Linked DNA regions of Homo sapiens: region 1 is linked to region 2. The links are chromatin loops, found by intact Hi-C in ENCODE. Cell type or tissue: endothelial cell of umbilical vein. All regions are shown on one strand. Each heading gives the region's core, and the rest is flanking DNA. Links, peaks and the distances in the headings are about the cores only.

Region 1 (9,076 bases), core at 636-8,635, 190 kb after region 2:
GGGATAAACTTGTCTTGCTCTACACCTACTCAGGGTTTCCATAAAGCAGGTTACTGCCATTCACTTTGACTTGTAACCTTCAAGATAGCCAAATTCAGAGTGTGGCTCTTCCCATAAATAAGAAGCTTGTAAAATCTTGCAATAATGCCAAGGTTAGGTCATGATGGAGCGTCTGTCTAGTAGCTGGTGCCTGGTCCTGAAATTCTGTGCCCACTCTGGCTACCTGCTTGATTAGGCTCAGTTATCCCACACTCGAATACTCCCAGAATCCAATTCTCATCTCTCTGCCTGGTGTCCTGTTCCTCATCTAACCCTCCAGTACTAACCTCACGGCATCAAATAATGACAAACATAAGGACTTTGAGTTAGAACTTGTTCAATCTTGACTCCATTGCTCTGTAACTCAGGATTCCTTGGGAAACCTATTCAGGGTATTGGTTTCTTCATCTGTAGAGTAGGGGTGATATCACCTATTCTATTCAGTTTCAGTTTTGACACATAGTAAATACTGAATAAATGTTTGGTCCCCTTCCTCCAACCTCATTGTTCATCTTTTACTGATTTCCACCTATTGTCTGTCTTCCAGACATCAAGAATGTGATAAGTAACTCAAAAAATATCTATTAGGATTTGGAGTATCAGTAGGAAGGTGTTTTAGGGTAAACAGTACCTTTTTGTTACAACTGAAACTACAGCCTACTGGTCCCCACGAACTTTCTTAGTTCCCACATAAGGGATGTGACCGTGACATTGAGGACAGTCAATGACAGTGCCATGACAGTGTTTGTCACAACAATAATAACAAAACACAAGGGCTTTGTGTTTGGGAATGGGGAAAATAATGGATGTAGTGAGAGGAGTGAGCTGATAGTCACTTGCGGGAAGCTGAAAAATAAACCCAGAGAAGACCTGGAAAGGACAGACAACCAGATGTCCAACTAGGAAGCAAAAATCTTGGCTGGATTCTGTTTCAAACCACAGAATCTGAATTTTTGGAAGAAAGCATTAAAAACAATAAATTACCCCAAATGGCAAAGTTAGGATTCAACTGCCTCAAACTGTAACAACTTAGGCACTTGTAAAAGAGAAATATTCCAGATGGCAAAGTGGAAGGATGAATTATAGAGAAGGAAGTGGCTAATATCCTGTGCAATACTCTGAAGCAATACAAAAAGAGAACCTTCGTGAAGGAACAGGCTGGGGATCCCAGTGTTTCTGGGGGACAGAAATGGAGTGCCATTCAATCAGGGGCAGCTGACCCCACTGGGCAGCCCTGGGTGCCTGGGGCTCAGGCATGATTTCAAATTGCTTTCTGTCTTCCAAGTGATTTTGGAACAAATGGCTCTGGTGGCCTCAGGGGCATGTCTGGAATGACTACATGAAACTTCCAGGGCTTTGATTTGGCGTGGTCCGTCTGGCTTCACTGCCTAGTTCAGGGTTCAGTGGCCTAGATATGATTTCAAATCTCAGTTACTTTTCATCTTCTACCTCTTTTTATATGAGAACACTCCAGCCCTCAAATCAATGGGACTGGATCTGAACAGTAGAACTGGAGGCAGTCTAAGGACTTTGACTTTAGTCCTCTGACTTCTCAAAAGGTAGACCGCAGACCAGCAGTCTCATCATCACCTAAAAGATGATGGGAAATGCAGTAACTCTACCAAATCAGGATTCATATTTTAACACAACCATCAGGTGATTTTTGTACATGTTAAGGTTTGAGAAGCAATGTTCTAGGCGATTTAATAGGGCAAAAGGATGTAGGTCCATAAAGATTCCTATAACCATCAGAAAGGACACTGCACTTTGAGGTAGTCTAATCTTTCCAATAATGATGCACCTCAAGGAGTCTGCAAGTGTCCTAATAGCACTGCCAAGACTTTGACCCCAGCACTAATAGTAAATGCCTTTCAGTTGGAAGTTAGGCCCATAAGCACAAGGACATTTTGTGCTCAATCTCAGCCTCAGCTACTCCATTCTACTGTTTCTCCTCCTTCTCTCATAGAGCATACATCCCCACTGGAAGAAAGTGACAGAATAGAAGAAAGGTGCACAAAACCCTCTATTGGTTTTTTATCACATCAAAAAAAATCTGGATTCTTCACTATGGCCTTATAAAGCACTTCCTGGTTTGGCACCTGATTACACCTTCCATTTTATCTCTTACCCTCTCTCACTTTGCTCCAGCCACTTTGGCCTTCTTTCTTCCTTGAACATACAAGGTTCATTTCCAGTGCCAAGTATTTTCAGTCATTGTTTCCTCTATGGCAGGGGTCCCCTACCCCCAGGCTGTAGAATGGTACTGGTCGGGGCCCTGTTAGGAACTTGGCCACACATCAGGAGGTGAGCAGTAGGTGAGTGGGTGAAGCTTCATCTGTGTTTACGGTCACTCCCCATGGCTCACAATACCGCCTGAGCTCACCTCCTGTCAGATCAGCAGCAGGATTAGATTCTCATAGGACTGCAAACTCTATTGTAAACTGCACATGCGAGGGATCTGGGTTGGGTGCTCTTTATGAGAATCTAATGCCTGTTGATCTGTCACTCTCTCCCATCACCCCTAGATAGGACAGTCTAGTTGCAGGAAAACAAGCCCAGGGATCCCAGTGATTCTGCATTATGGTGAGTTGCATAATTATTTCATTATATATTACAATGTAATAATAATAGAAATAAAGTGTGCAACACATGTAATGTGCTGGAATCAACCCAAAACCATCCCTACCCTCGCCTCCATCTGTGGAAAACCCAGTCCCTGGTGCCAAAAAGGTTGAAGACCACTGGTCTATGGAAATGCTCTCTCTGTCCTTACATCTTATTATTGCTAGATCTTCATAATTCAGGTCTCAGCACAAATGCAGTGCTCCTAGAAAGACTAGCCCTGCCACACCATCTAAAATCCCACCCCACCTTATCCATCTGTATCACATTATCCTGTGTGATGCTCCTTAGGGTACTTATTACTTGGTATCCTCTTCTTTATATTTACTGGTTTAATTTCTCTTCCCTACCACATATAAGCTTTATAAGAGCAATCTTATTGATTGCTATATCCCAAGTGCCCAGAACAGTGCCTGACAGAGCAGTTATTCAAAAGATGTTTACTGGATTTGAGTGAATGATTGGGCTAGGTTAAACTATTGACTTTTGGATTATCTGTGCATTCCTGTGTTTCCTGCTCTAACTATTGTGCTTATGACCACAGACAACTCAGAAGGGCTTACATGGCAGAGGCTGAGTTAATGATACTGTTGGTCTGGCCCATAGGATTGAGATAGTCCACGCTGAGTCATTTCAGAGCTGTGTGGTATTTCAATCCAAGATTGCTCTGTAAACTATGATGGACTGCCTGCCCATGCATAAGGTACTTTCATCTGTAAAGAAGAATATTACAAGCTTTCTGACCTTAAAGGCTTCTCCTTAACTAGGCAGACAAGCAGATAAGCAAATGGTTTTTATACAATGTGAAAAGTAAGTTCAAATTATAGATGGACAAAGGAAGAATACAAGTTTAACAAATGGGGGGGTGTTAGAGTTATTTTCCCAAAAGTAGTGATGTCTGTTTGGAGCTTTAAAGCACAAAAAGGAGTTTGTCAGAAGCACATATAGGTATTCCAGGGAAACAATGGCACCACTAAGGTATAGAGGCAAGAAAGAGCCTGGGGAATTACAATAGTTTGGTAATGCCAGAATGCAAAATGTGCAGTTCAGGCTGGCAGAAGGAAACGAGGCTGGAATAGGAGCCAACAGGCTTATAATAATATATATCCTTGAGGTGCTAGATCCACCATATGTTTGAGGTCAAATACAAATATCTCAAATATCTTTCAGTCCAAAAGAGCCAACAATGAGTTGAGCTGAGAGCATGTTGCAACCTCCAGCCCCGCTTTGTACTCCCCTCGGGCACCATGAGCACCGTGCCCAACAATCTCAAAAGCCCCCACATGCTGGACCCATTAGGCACTGCATGCTCCACCGTCTGAGTCATTTCTCCCTCTGCCACTGGTGACTGAACCCAGAGGAACTCTCCACTAATTGAATTTGAGATGACTCACTCTAAACTAGGGACTTGAAACTCGAAAACCTTGGCAGCAATACCTTGGCAGTGAAATTCTTGGGTCATATTGTCCAGCTCATTGTCTGGGGAGCCAGTAGGAGCGAGGGGATGTAGTGTGGGTATCTGTCGGGGAGGAAGGTTGGAGGCAGGGACTTTGGGTTTTCTTAGAGACCTGGAAAGGATAAGAGCATTCACTGCATGTCATTGTTTGTTTGAGCTCCAGCTGGTAGCCAAGAGTTTTTAAAAAATGACATTCGAACATGTTTTGTTTGGCACACCTAGTTTTGTTTACAATATTTGATGCAACATTTTAAAGATAAGGAGCTTTTACATTACATACCACATTTCTGATTCTGTTAAAGCATTGAAAGACCTGGCAATAACCCACTGCAAGTGAAGAATGGATATCCCTGGTACAGGTGGTGTGCTCCCTAGGTTTCCAGAGTCTTCACCCCGATTTTTACATTCTGATGCCCCTGCACTTATATCCAGAATGTTTCACTTGTGTAGTAACATTCAAGGGCCTTTTTGGCCCTATAGGCATTTGTGTTTGCAAAGCCTATTCTGAAGCTACCAATGAGGAGACAAACTCTGATGACAGTTTTGGTAACAGAGGAATGGACCTCAAAGTATTATTTCTTTGGCATATTTCATCTGCTCAGTGCTCAGGAATTTATTAGAAAATAATGCAATAAAAGGGTGGGCATGAAGGTCAGCAACCTCCACCTCACCTACTCATTCTATTTTGGCAGAACATATAGTAGACATACTGAGGCTGGGGTTACATGTATTATCTTACGTTTCCCATCATAATTGTGTCATGGTATGTATTTAATGGATGCTCATTCAATGCATAGTGAATGGAATGTCATTGCTGGTCCAAGTCTGGGCATCTAATGTCCTCTCCCAGGAGACCTGGCACCCACGACACTGCATGGAATGTTTTTCTTTTTCTCCATCTATTCATGTTTCAATGCTCCCCTTCCTTTCATCTGTACTCATCTGCCTGCTCTTCCCTAAAGCTTTCAAGGACTTCCCCAGGCTGGCAATAGGAACCTTCTCTTCTCTATTCTTATCAGGATTTATTTTTGTTGTATAACTTCCCGAGTCTTTGTTTCATTTATGAGAAAATAAATATCTACTTCATAAGACCAATATATGCATTGTGTCTGGAACATGTTGAAAATGGTAATTAGATTTATATTTATATGCTTATATATTGCTTACTTTATGCCAGGAACCCTTTCAAGTATTTTGCATAGGTTGGTTTATTTAATCTTTACAACATTGCTGTAAGGCAGGTACTGATGTTATAATCCTCATTTTACAGATAAAGAAGCTGAAGCAGAAAGAGATGAAGTAACTTGCTCAAGGAACACAGCTAATAAGCTCTAGAGGTAAGCACAGCTAATAAGCCTTTAAACCCAGGAAGCTGGACCCAGCGTCTATGGCTCCACCCATTAAGTAAAACTGCCTCTCTTCTGAAGTAAGGTCTACATATATGGTAGTATCCTTTGGGTTAGAGATGGCAAATTGTCCTTCAATATCCATTCTCACCAGTGCTATTTTGTATTTTTAATCACACACAGCCTAATTGAATCCTACTTGCTTTTTTTTTTTTTTTTTTTTTTTTGAGACGAGGTCTCGCTCTGTTGCCCAGGCTGGAGTTCGGTGGCTCTAACTCAGCTCACTGAAACCTCTGCTTCCCAGGTTCAAGTGATTCTCCTGCCTTAGCCTCCCAAGTAGCTGGGATTACAGGCACCTGCCATCATGCCCAGCTATTTTTTGTATTTTTGTAGAGACGAGGTTTCACCATGTTAGCCAGGCTGGTCTTGAACTCCTGACCTCAGGTGATCTGCCCACCTTGGCCTCCGAAAGTGCTGGGATTACGGGCGTGAGCCACTGCACCCGGCCAAATCCTACTTGCTTTTTAAGCATGATTTGACTAGCACAAGAGAAAGGCAGAAAAGAGAAGTCTCCAATAATAGAACGAGTAGAGTAAAGCCTTAGAGGTGGGATCCTCTATCCTTCCTTCTCCTCTTTGAAAAATAGCTTTGTCAGCAGATCCTTCCCGAGAGTTCTTGGCCTTCCAGAAGTACCATAGATCCAACTCAGATGAAAAACTTCCCTGAGGCCAAGTCGCTCGGAACTATCTGAATGCAAATGGCAATGGATTTCCATTTCATCATTTTCAGATAGTACGAAATTCTAGCACTAACTTACCTGAACACGTTTGGTACATGCTCTCTTGTTTGTCCTTAGTTTCTCCATCTGTAAAATGAAGGATTGGAAGAGACCACAAATGGCAAACAGGCTTGCTTTTGCAGGCCATATTCAATCGATTAGTTGTATTTGCTGGGTGTACTGCATCCCATAAGCAGTATTTGACCAGAAATGTCTGCCATTGGAGAGAAACATGTGTCAGCATATTTGCCTGCCTGGGTTAGATGATTCTCCAGGCTTCTACACAATTTTATGTTTATATGAAAATAGCCACAAAGGGAAAAGAGGACAATAAAACAAGAGATATGAATAATAATGTATTGTATACTTGAAATTTGCTAAAAGAGTAGATCTCAAGTGTTCTACATACACACACACACACACACACACACACAAAGGTAATGAATGAGATGATAGGTGTTAATTAACTTGATTGTGGTAATCACTTCACAATGTATACATATAAAAACATCATGTTTTACAACCTACATTTATACAATTCCTCAATTATATATCAATAAACCTGGAAAAATAAAGATGTATAAAAAAGATTTACAAATAAGATTTTTAAAAAAGGATTGTGAGGAAACAAAGTATGACAGTAGAATTACCATTTTTACTAGAGGCAGTAAAGGTCAGAATTAATATTGCAGAAAATCAAGTCAATAATAGAGTTGACAAATACAAAATTTTAATGCAGAGAAAAAGAGCAAAGTGTGAAGTTGGGGGTCGGGCCTGGCGGCTCACCTGTAATTCCAGCACTTTGGTAGGCTGAGGTGGGCAGATCACCTGAGGTCAAGATCAGCCTGGACAACACGGTGAAACCCTGTCTCTACAAAAATACAAAAATTAGCTGGGCATGATGGCAGGTGCCTGTAATCCCAGTTACTTAGAGGCTGATGCAGGAGAATCACTTGAACCCGGGAGACAGAGGTTGCAGTGAGCCAAGATCACGCCATTGCACTCCAGCCTGGGAGACAGAGTGAGACTCTGTCTCAAAAAAACAAACAACAACAACTATAACAAAAACACAAAGTATAAAGTGGGACAGAAGGGAGATGGATGTGGTTATAAAAAGGCAACAGGGGTGATATTTGTGGAGATAAAACTGTCTTGACTGTGGTGGTGGATACACAGACCAACATATGTAATAAAGTTACACATAACTAAGTATTTACACTAAGTAATACATACGCTTTCACACACACTCACCCAGATTACTCATACCCACACCAGTACAAGTAAAACAGAAAATCTGATAAGATTGGTGGATCATGTAAATGTAAACATCCTGATTGTGATATTTTGGCAAGATATTACCCTGAGAAACCTGAGCAAAGGGTACATGGGATGTGTCTGTATTATTTCTTACAATTACAATGTGAATCTACAATGATCTCAAAATTTAAAAATTAACAAAAAGAGAACAAAGTCATAAAGACATAGAGAATTGGAGACAAGAGATTAAAGATTCAAGATATGGACAAATAGTGCTGTAAAATGGAGCTAGAAGCAATGGTCAAAGGTAAAAATAGATTTAAATGTTTCTGTGCTGAAAAAAATGTCAATATTCAAGGACTGAAAAGACTCACTAGAATCTAGGCATAATGAAGGAAAAGAAATTGATCCTTAAACACACTGAGTCAAACTTTCTGTATTATGGGGATTGCAGACAAAAATGACAACCAGAGAAAATAGCAAAGAACCAAGAGCCCGTGGGCAGTCCTGGGGGCTATAGTGGAATCTCAGAGCCAGTGGTATTGATGGACCCCTCGCCTACATCAGTTGTTTTAGGAGATTCTTTCCCCCATAAAGCTCTGGACTGATGACAAACCTGAAAAAGATGCTGAATCACAGGTATTGCATGAGAAACATTTGCACTGAGAGGGAGATTGGATGAATTTCCCTAAATCATTTCTGAATGATTTCTTACCATTCATAAATAATTTCTTTAAAAATGACAAAGGTATCCAGGCTGGCATGGGGCTTAAAGAAAAAAAAAACATGAAGGTGACTTTTATAGTTCCTATTTAGATATGGATCTAGGTACAAAGCAAATTCAATCATTCCTGTACTTTTCCTCAAAAACATTTTTAACCTTGGCCAGGCACTGTGGCTCATGCCTGTAATCCCAGCACTTTGGGAGGCCGAGGCGGGTGGAGCACTTGAGATCAGGAGTTTGAGACCAGTCTGGTCATCATGGCAAAACCTCATCTCCACTAAAAATACAAAAATTACCTGGGCGTGGTAATTTTACAGGTAACACCTGTAATCCCAGCTACTCGGGAGGCTGAGGCATGAGAATCGCTTAAACCTGGAAGGCAGAGGCTGCAATGAGCCAAGATCGTGCCTCTGCACTCCAGCCTGCGCAGCAGAACGGAAAACAAACAAACAAAATAAAAAACCATGTTTAACCTTAATCAATGTACATTGATGGACACTTAGTAGGTACAAGGCACTAGAAATAGACAAAAGTATTGAATCAGGCATGCCCCCATCCTGAACAGCCCATTACAGATGTGCACAGAAACGAAGAATAAAAACTATGAGTTATTGTTATTTGCATTCTAGACACTGTATACATATTTTATATATTATTTAATTTAATTATCCCAATAATTCCTTTGAAGGCAGAATTGGGATTTTACTTTATGTTTGTGTGACCCAATATGTGCTTTTTTACTGCCTACCATTTTTCAAGATGAAGGTCAAATCATACAGCCATTATGAAATCTTCTCTAAACATGTACATATTCATCATTCGTTCATTCAACAAATACTTACTGATATCATATA
Region 2 (9,076 bases), core at 800-8,799:
AATCCCAGCGTTTTGGGAGGCCGAGGTGGGCAGATCACCTGAGGTCAAGAGTTCGAGACCAGCCTGACCAACATGGAGAAACCCTGTCTCTACTAATAATACAAAAATTAGCCATGGAGAAACCCTGTCTCTACTAATAATACAAAAATTAGCCATGCATGGTGGCACATGCCTGTAATCCCAAATACACAGGAGGCTGAGGCAAGAGAATGGCTTGAACCCGGGAGGTAGAGATTGCAGTGAGCTGAGATCGTGCCATTGCACTCCAGCTTGGGCAACAAGAGCGAAACTCCATCTCAAAAAAACAAAACAACAACAGCAGCAAAAAACAGAGACTGGTAGATTTTTTTAAAAAGCATGACCCAGGCCAGGCGCGGTAGCTCACGCCTGTAATCCCAGCACTTTGGGAGGCTGAGGTGGGCGGATCACAAGGTCAGCACATCGAGACCACCCTGGCTAACATGGTGAAACCCCGTCTCTACTAAAAATACACAAAAATTAGTTGGGCGTGGTGGCAGGCACCTGTAGGCCCAGCTACTCGGGAGGCTGAGGCAGAAGAATGGCGTGAACCTGGGAGGCAGAGCTTGCAGTGAGCCCAGATTGCACCACTGCACTCCAGCCTGGGTGACAGAGCAAGACTCCGTCTCTTAAACAAACAAACAAAAAAAAGCATGACCCAACTATACGCTAACGTGATATAAGCAAAAGTGCTACATGGCTACTTCCCTTAAAATGCAACCAGCACATGCCCTTTCCCATTTTTTGTTTTTCCTTCATTCTGCCTCTTAGAAAATGTATATAATGGCTGCCACTCCAACTTAGACTACTGGGATAAGGCCACAACATAGGGATAATAGAACAAAGCCAAATCAACCTGGGTCTCTGAGCACTTGGTAGAGCAGAACTACCATACCAACTATAGATTTCCTAATTGTAGATTCATAAAGAAAAACAAATCTCTACCTTGTTTAAGCCATTACTAAGGGGTTTTATGTTCCTTTAGTTGAACTTAATCCTCACTGATCCCAAAGAGTTGTACTTACTGAAGGCTATTACATGTCTATCACTGTGCCATGCCATTCAGAGAGATTATTTTAATGGTCTGAGGAGGAAGACACTACTATTATCTTCCTTTTATAATGAGAAAATTACTGCTCAGAGAAGTTAAGTGACTTGCCTAAGGGCACACATCTCACCTGCCCAGTGTGAACCTCACTTGTCTAACTTTAAGGCCTAGGCTATTAACCTTTATTTACAGTGTAAATGAAATCCAGTGAAATACCTAAGAAAAAAGAGACGTGTCCATTCCTCTTAGCCTGGGTGAAAGGCTTCCTTTCACAGTCACAGGGGGCGATGATGAGTTCAGAAAAACCTTTAATTCATCAAGCATTTCTAAAGAGTTAGCCAAGATTCTTTTTGAATTTATCATCCGTTTGGACATAATTAAGCAATTAATCAATCAGTCCCCTCATTCACTCAACAAACATTTATAAAGGCCTCATGGTGCCAGGACTTGAGATAAGCTGGAGGAATGAATCAAGTGATACAACCCTATCCCTCCCAGCATCCCCAGCGTGGGCTGGGCACTGAGCTCGTTTACTTTCAAAGCTGATTTTTTTCCACATTTCATTGCTCAGCTCCAAGCCAAAGATGTCAAACAGGCCAACCACGTGAAGCCCATTCTCCCAGAAGCCCCATTGTTCCATCCACCTACACTTTGAGGGATCCAGGTCAGCATTTCCCTTTTAGCTCTCTAACATGGCAATGGGAGACTTTGATGTCTCACCTTGCAGAGAAAAGAAAAAAGGGCAGAAAGCCTTCAGAGATGGTGGCCAAAAAAGCTTTGAGATCATGCGAATCCCCAGCGGCATGGCTTGGTCTTTCCTCTATGTTGTTCCTTGGAATGAAAAGCGGATTTTTCTAGCTTCTCTCTCACTCCTACATACGTCCCCACCCAGCTCTCAGCTCCTGGCAGTGCCAGCACTCACATCTAGGGATAACAGTTAAAATCGCCTCCTCCTCCTCTGACAATGAAATATGGCATACCATTTGGCATCCCAGCGGTGCCCCAGTCTCCTGACCCCTGGCAGGGTCCCAGGGGATTTGTGGTCGGCCGCTAATTCAGAGCCCTGGCCATAGCCATTTCCCATGACATAGCTGGAATTCTCCCACTGCCTGCCCTCTCAGCTTCAGTTACTCTGCCATGCTGAAACTATTTGCTCCCCTCCCACCCTGTCCATCACTGCCCCTTCCTTGGGCCGAGCCTCTGTACCCGCCCACTGGCTAGACTCCTGAGGCCCTCCATGGGGGAGCTGCAAATCTCTCTTCACTTTTATTACTGACCCGCATCCTGCCGCCTCCACTCCTTCAGCCTGAAGGCCTCTTTAAAGCACCGTCCTCTTGAGCAATGATAAACCTCGGTGCCAGAGATGTTTAAAGAGAAACAGTCACTCCCGGCTGACCATACTGATATCAGAAGGGAGGCCAACCATGTGGTTTCAAAGCTGTGGTCATAAAACAGTCTTTTTTTTTTTTTTTTCATGTATGGTTAATCTGCCTATGAACTAGAAAAATAATCTCTGCCCTTTTGTAGGGCCCATTCTTAGTGTAACCTGGGAATGGGGAAGAGACAGGCCAGGTACTGTCCACTGTGGTAGCTGAGGGTGGGGCCTCAGGAGCCAGGCTGTCTGGATTATAGCCCAGCTCTGCACACTTACTAGCTGGGTGACCCTGGGCAAGTCATAGACCATCTCTGGGCTTCAGTATCCTTCTCTGTACAAGGAAGAAAACAGAGGGACTACTACCTAGCCTTGTTATGAGAATTAAGTTCATGTTTGTAAAGGGTGCCAACACGTGTTTAGCACATATAAAGTGCTGTATCTGTATTTGCTAAAGAAATACTATGTATATATGGGATATTCAGTTAATTTTCACAACAACTTGTTGATGTTATTATGCTTTCATTACAGAGGGTGCTACTGGATCCTTGAGAGTTCTAGAAACTTGCCCGTGGTTAGTAAGCCACAGAGATGGGATTCGAATTTGGGTTGTACTTCCCAGTATGACAGTCATCCTCAAAGTGGGGTCCAAGACCAGCTGGGATCTTGGTAGATGTGCAAATTATCCAGCCCCATGCAGAACCACTGGCTCAGAAACTGGTGGGTAGGTTCAGCGATTTGTTTTAACAAGTCCTCCAGGAGACTGGGATGCACAGAGTTTGAGATGTGCTGTGTATCGCCATGTTGCCCTTACAGCAGGAGAAGAAGTTCCTTTCCTTCCTGTCTCCAGGTTATCAGCACAAAGTGAACATGAGCTGCTCAGACCTCTCAAGCAACACACAGTCATGCAGGTCTTTGGAGTGAAAAGTGCTGTGCCAGATGCCATGGGGACACAAAGAAATGTGAGCTTCCTGCCCTGCAAAGCATATTCCCTAATTATCAAAACCAGACAAGCATGTGCGCAAAGTTATCCAACAGCACTGACCACACCATGAGTCAAAGCATCCGTGTTCAGAGGTTTGGGGTCAAACAGAGCTCACACCATTCCTGACCCCGATTGTTATGAGTGGGACTTTAATGAAGTCACTTAATCTCACTGGGCCTGGCTCCCCTTACCTTTTCAGGCTGCTGTAAGGATAAAATGAAGTTAGGGCAATGACCTTGTATGATGCCTGGCACATGGTAGGAGGCTTAGTTGCTAAATGGCCAGGGTCATCATTAAGATCTGTCAGCCAGGTGATACAGGATTCACTGCCAAATCATAATAGGAAGGTAAGGTAGGAGTAGGGAGATAGCTCTAAGGGAGAAAGACCTGCAGAGAATGGGGAACTTGAACCTGATTCCAACACAGAGTAAATATCTCAATAACAGACAGGAGGGAGAAGAAAATGGCTCTGATGATCATTAAAAAAGGGGCTGGGCACGGTGGCTCACGCTTGTAATCCCAGCACTTTGGGAGGTCGAGGTGGGTGGATCATGAGGTCAGGTGTTCGAGACCAGCCCGGCCAACATAGTGAAACCCCGCCTCTACTAAAAATACAAAAATTAGCTGGGCATGGTGGTGTGTGCCTGTAATCCCAGCTACTCAGGAGGCTGAGGCAGGAGAATCGCTTGAACCTGGGAGGCGGAGGTTGCAGTGAGCCAAGATTGTGCCATTGCATTCCAGCCCAGGCCACCGTGCGAGGAAAAAAAAGGAAATGAAAAGGTGTGCCAGGCTGATAGTCAAATTCATCTGATTTACATGACTTTCACTTTGAACGTGCAGACTCCAATGCATGAAGCCCAGGTTGAACTGGGAAATCCAAGTTGCACTTAAGATACATGAGTACCTTAATCCCGACACAGGCTTTCTGAGCCAGGCTCTGTTTAATCAATGGGTGTTTGGAATGAGGGCTGTGGACATCATAGCGGCTCCCTTTTCCCTAGTGTCTCTCTAGAGGAACAACCAAAATGCAACTTATATGTGTGAAAAAAATGACTGAAAAATGTTTAATTTCTGATTCTCCCTGATTTCTCCTTGAGGCTGGCAACCTCACCAAAGCGATTAGACAGATAGCATGAGCTATCAGCCCAGATAAAATCTGGATATTTTATCATTGCAGAGAGCATATCGGGAAATACTAAGGAAGTTCAGGAACTATCTAGTGTCATTCTACTGGACAACGGAAGGAAGGGTGACGTGACCACTCCTGCGCTCTTCCAATCTTACCACTTTCAGGCTAGTTTTTCTATAAAACTCACCAAGGCAAATTCCTCAAACTTTTGCCCCATTCGTTCCTTTGGGCCTGGGCAGAGGTGATGCTTGCGGGCCCCCAGTGAGAATGTCCATGGGGCAGAGGGCAGAGTGCAAAGGGGAGACCATGAAAGACAGGCAGTGGGCCCATCTCCCAGTGAGCTATGACAGACTCCAACCCCACACTCACCCCAGTGATTTATGTTCTGGAAGGATGTTCGCAAATCAACATGTTTTGTCTGCTCCTTTTCAAAGTCAGGGGAAAGCAACCCAAGACATCTAAACATAACCACACATTCGAAAGTCTGGTCAATTGTTTTAGAATTTCCATTGCAGGGCCTCTAAGTACCATCCTCGGACTCCCCATCAAGACCAGTAAATACAAGCCAATGGGAGGGAAAATGGGATCTTAAATATTTCCGGCTAATTCAATTCCCTCGGAGAAAGCTTTCCTTCCCAAGGTCCCATTCTAGCACAACGGGTTGGGAGTCTCAGGACCGCAGCCCCTTTTCCTGAAGAAGCAGCAGAGTCTGTGGTTCCATTTTACTCAACTGTTTTAAGTAGAAATTATCCTTGAGGCTTCAGGGTGTGCTTCCACTCTGGGTGGGATGGTGAAGGGAGTGATTTGTCTACCACATTACTCAGCCCCAAAGTATATATGCACTGGGGTAAACTTGGCCTTCTACATTTTCCCATTCTCTCCGGGCTGTTCTGTCATCTCTATGAGTCAGCCTCATCCTGGGCCTTCCCCGCCAGACCCTCCAGGCCCTGGCAGTTGTTTGGTTTGGGGCAATGACAGTGCCCTTTCCTGCTGGTATGTGGAGCTATTGTTCTCTAGGTCCATGGCTGCTTTTATCTCCAGCATTCCTACAAGCAGGATTAACAGATCTGGGCCTGTCTCAATGGGCTGCTTTCCACTTCAATTAAACTGCAAGCCAACAACACGCCCTGTTCCCAGGCTTCCCAGGCAAGGCTGCCCTGCTGGGGTGGCATGCCAAGGTTTCGGGACAAAGATGGGGGCAGGCTCACTGCGTGAGCCACAGAAGATACCCTGCCGTTGGATGCCTGGGCTTCAGGCCCAGCAAGCAGCTTATTGCTGTGCCAATCTGGGGAGCCAGACCTAGATTTCCTCATCTTTCAAACAGTAATGATAATGCATGACCTCCCGGACTCTAGGGAGGGATAAGGGAGCCAACATATATAGGCAAAACAACTAGCAGAGTGCCTGGCACATAGTAGGTGCTCAGGAAATGCTAGATCCCTTGCCTTTGCTAGGGGAGGGGGTAACTAAAGGCACCTGCCTTGCTACCCAACAGGGATGTTGGAAGAAACAAGTGATGCAATTTACACAAAAGTATGAGAAACCTCAGAAGGGCTGCATGCATAAGAGAATTTTTATAATCCAGGTGTGTGTGATGAGTCTTAACTTGTGCCTAGGCCAACCTAAAAGAGAGATCCTATTGTATGCAGTCTGCTAATAGAATCAGAAGAGGCTTCTGTATCCTTCCTTTCTGCGTATCTTGAAAATGCTTTCAGAAAGCCAGAAGTAGGGGGAGTGACAGCAACAACTTCACTGCCTAATCTGCTAAATATGAAGATAGCTAATATTTATTGAGCACATACTATGCATCTTGCACTATTCTAAGTGCGTTACATTTATTGTGATCACATTTCATCCATACAACCCTATTTTTTCACGGATTCATTCATTTGACAAATTCGTTCATTCAATATTTCCCCAAATATGCATATGGCTCCTTCCCTCACCTTCTTCAAGTCTTCTTCAAGTCCTTACTCAAGTGTCACCTTCTTATTAAAGCCTTCCTTGGCTACCTTATCTAAAATTCACTCCACCCTTCCACCCCCAAAGACAATTGCTTTGTGTAATTTTTCTCCTTAGCATGTATCACTGTCCAACATACCAGTTGCTTTATGTGTTTACCTTGTCTATCAAGTGCACCCCCACTAGAATGGGAGTCCCATTAGAATATGAGCCCTCTAAGGAGAGGCATTTTGCTCTTTCATTCCCAGCTATGTCCCCAGCACCTAGAATGAAATAGTTTCTGAGTGCCTAGCTCTGAATGAGTGCTTAGCAGATATTTGTTGATGGGATGAAACCTAAGAGGTAGGCACTATTCATATCATCATGCCTATCTTACACATAAAGAAACAGAAACAGGGAGGTTAAATAACTTGCCCAAGGTCACACAGTAAAGATCAAAGCCAGGATTTGACTCCAGAAACCAAGCACTACATTCTTTCACCTTTCCATCTAAGACTAACGCTACTAATTTTTTTCTCCTCCTCCTCTTCTGGGGTCACTGCCTTTGTTTTTTAGCCGTCTTTGCCATGGAGACCAAAGACTCCCCCCAAAGTTCTTGTTCATGCTGGGCTAGAGAATCGTTTGCTGACACATGTTCTTAATGAGAAAAGGGCTGCCTGGTGAATTATTCTCTCAACGTGTTCATGCTCAGATGCTTCATTTAGCAGCGGGCACATCAAGGCCCATGAGAGCCATATTACAGTTCGCAGGGCAGTGGAGATCATCTTGAGCAATGGGGGAGTGGGCTGAGGTGGCAGAAACAGCGAGAGTCCCAGAGTCACACACATCTCGGTCTGCATGCTAGTGAGACCTCATTATAATGCAGCTGTGGGATCTTGATCAAGTCACTTCACCTCTCCTGGCATCTGTTTGTGGTTAGGTAAATTCAGCACATAACAAAAGGGTGGGAGCTCGACAGGTGCTCCATGGTATTATTACCATGCCCTCTTCAACCCACCCAGTCCATCCCCAATATCACCTTCCTAATGCTACAGGCCTCATTGTTTCCAGTTTCTGGTTTACTTCAGTCATTGCCCAAAAAGCACAGGTGAGAGTAACTCCAGAATGGAAGAAATGAAAAGAATGATGCCTCCTATCTAGATAGGTTTGTGTATGATCCCATGTCACTTGGAGAATGTAGAATATTCTCCAAAGTGACTTTCCCATGTACCTCCCCTATCCCTTTGTTAATAACAATGACTGGCCATGCACGGCGGCTCACGCCTGTAATCCCACAGTGCTCGGGGAGGCTGAGGTGAGAGGATGCTTGAGGCCAGGAGTTTGAGAAAAGCCTGAGCAAACTAACGAGACCCCTCCATGTCTGAAAAACATTTTAAGATTAGCCAGACATGATAATGTACACCTATAGTCCTAGCTACTCTAGAGGCTGAGGTGGGAGGATTGCTTGAACCCAGGAGTTCAAGGCTGCAGTGAGCTATGGTTGTGCCACTGCACTCCAGCCTGGGCAACAGAGTGAGACCCTGTCTCTTAAAAACAAAAACAAAAACAAAACAAAACAAAAAAAACCGATGATATTGACCAATATGAACTGAATGACTTCTTGGTTCCAGGCCCTGTTCTAAGCACTTTTTTTTTTTTTTTTTTTTTTTTGAGATGGAGTCTCACTCTGTCACCCAGGCTGGAGTGCAGTGGTGCGATCTTGGCTCACTGCAAGCTCCGCCTCCCAAGTTTGCGCCATTCTCCTGCCTCAGCCTCCCGAGTAGCTGGGATTACAGGTGCCCACCACCACACCTGGCTAACTTTTTTTTGTTTTTTAGTAGAGACGGGGTTTCACCGTGTTAGCCAGGATGGTCTCGATCTCCTGACCTCGTGATCCGCTTACATCGGCCTCCCAAAGTGCTGGGATTACAGGCTTGAGCCACCGCGCCCGGCCTCTAAGCACTTTTAAGCAATAATTCACCTAATCCTCACAGCAATCCTGGGAGCGAAGTACTATGATCATGCCCATTTCACAGATGACAAAACTGAGACCCTGAGAGGCTAATCTGCACTGGTAAGGAGCAGAGGGTGGCAACCCAGGCAGGCTGGCTTCTGGTACCTGAACTTCTGCTTCCTCTACCCACTTCCTAGCACCCTCTGCCCCGCCCACCTGCCACCCAGCAACCCCTCACTGACACTCTGGCTGCACTACCTAGTCCCCAGTCTGTTGTCCCAGCAGGGTCTCTGGCCACTGGCCATATGCCAGCAATCAAGGAACTTCTCCATAATTTGCCCCAGTTTGCCCCCGTTTCCCCTTACTCCTCCTGAAGGAAGGTACACACATCTCTCTTGGAACTCTACCTGAGAATTTCCTAGCCTGTCCACTCTGGGGATCTGAACTTTCATGTTCTGTTGAGATTTCTGGCAACAAAGACTGGCACAAACATGAGAATTTCCTGTGGGAGCTCCTCCCCATCTCTTCAAGCATTTCTCCTACACCGTAGGTCAACAGAACCCAAATCCCTCACATCCTCCTGGGCCCTTCACTCTAAGCACGGGTCAGCCCCTTCCTACAGTCTAGCA

The links. A loop is a pair of places that touch in the nucleus more often than their neighbours do. Peaks named below come from ENCODE experiments on the same cell type or tissue, not always from the same donor. Only the 100,000 strongest peaks of a DNase experiment are listed, where the experiment ranks them.
Region 1: a loop joins it to region 2, with 6 times the contacts of the local background. A loop is called at or near these places in 2 of 110 quality-filtered maps.

The regions. Positions count from the first base shown.
Region 1 is chr5:169,346,947-169,356,022 of GRCh38, forward strand. No RefSeq gene overlaps it. Among named protein-coding and RNA genes, the nearest start is that of SLIT3, 50 kb to the left of the region's middle. In endothelial cell of umbilical vein, for the core only: no CTCF peak of the experiment used is centred there; DNase peaks (open chromatin) are centred at 3,275, 4,135 and 7,545; H3K27ac peaks cover 2,431 bases.
Region 2 is chr5:169,159,129-169,168,204 of GRCh38, forward strand. All of the region lies in intron 4 of SLIT3 (slit guidance ligand 3), which reads right to left. Among named protein-coding and RNA genes, the nearest start is that of MIR585, 100 kb to the right of the region's middle. RefSeq lists enhancers at 4,684-5,550, 5,551-6,415. In endothelial cell of umbilical vein, for the core only: no CTCF peak of the experiment used is centred there; DNase peaks (open chromatin) are centred at 2,233, 3,503 and 5,533; H3K27ac peaks cover 2,994 bases.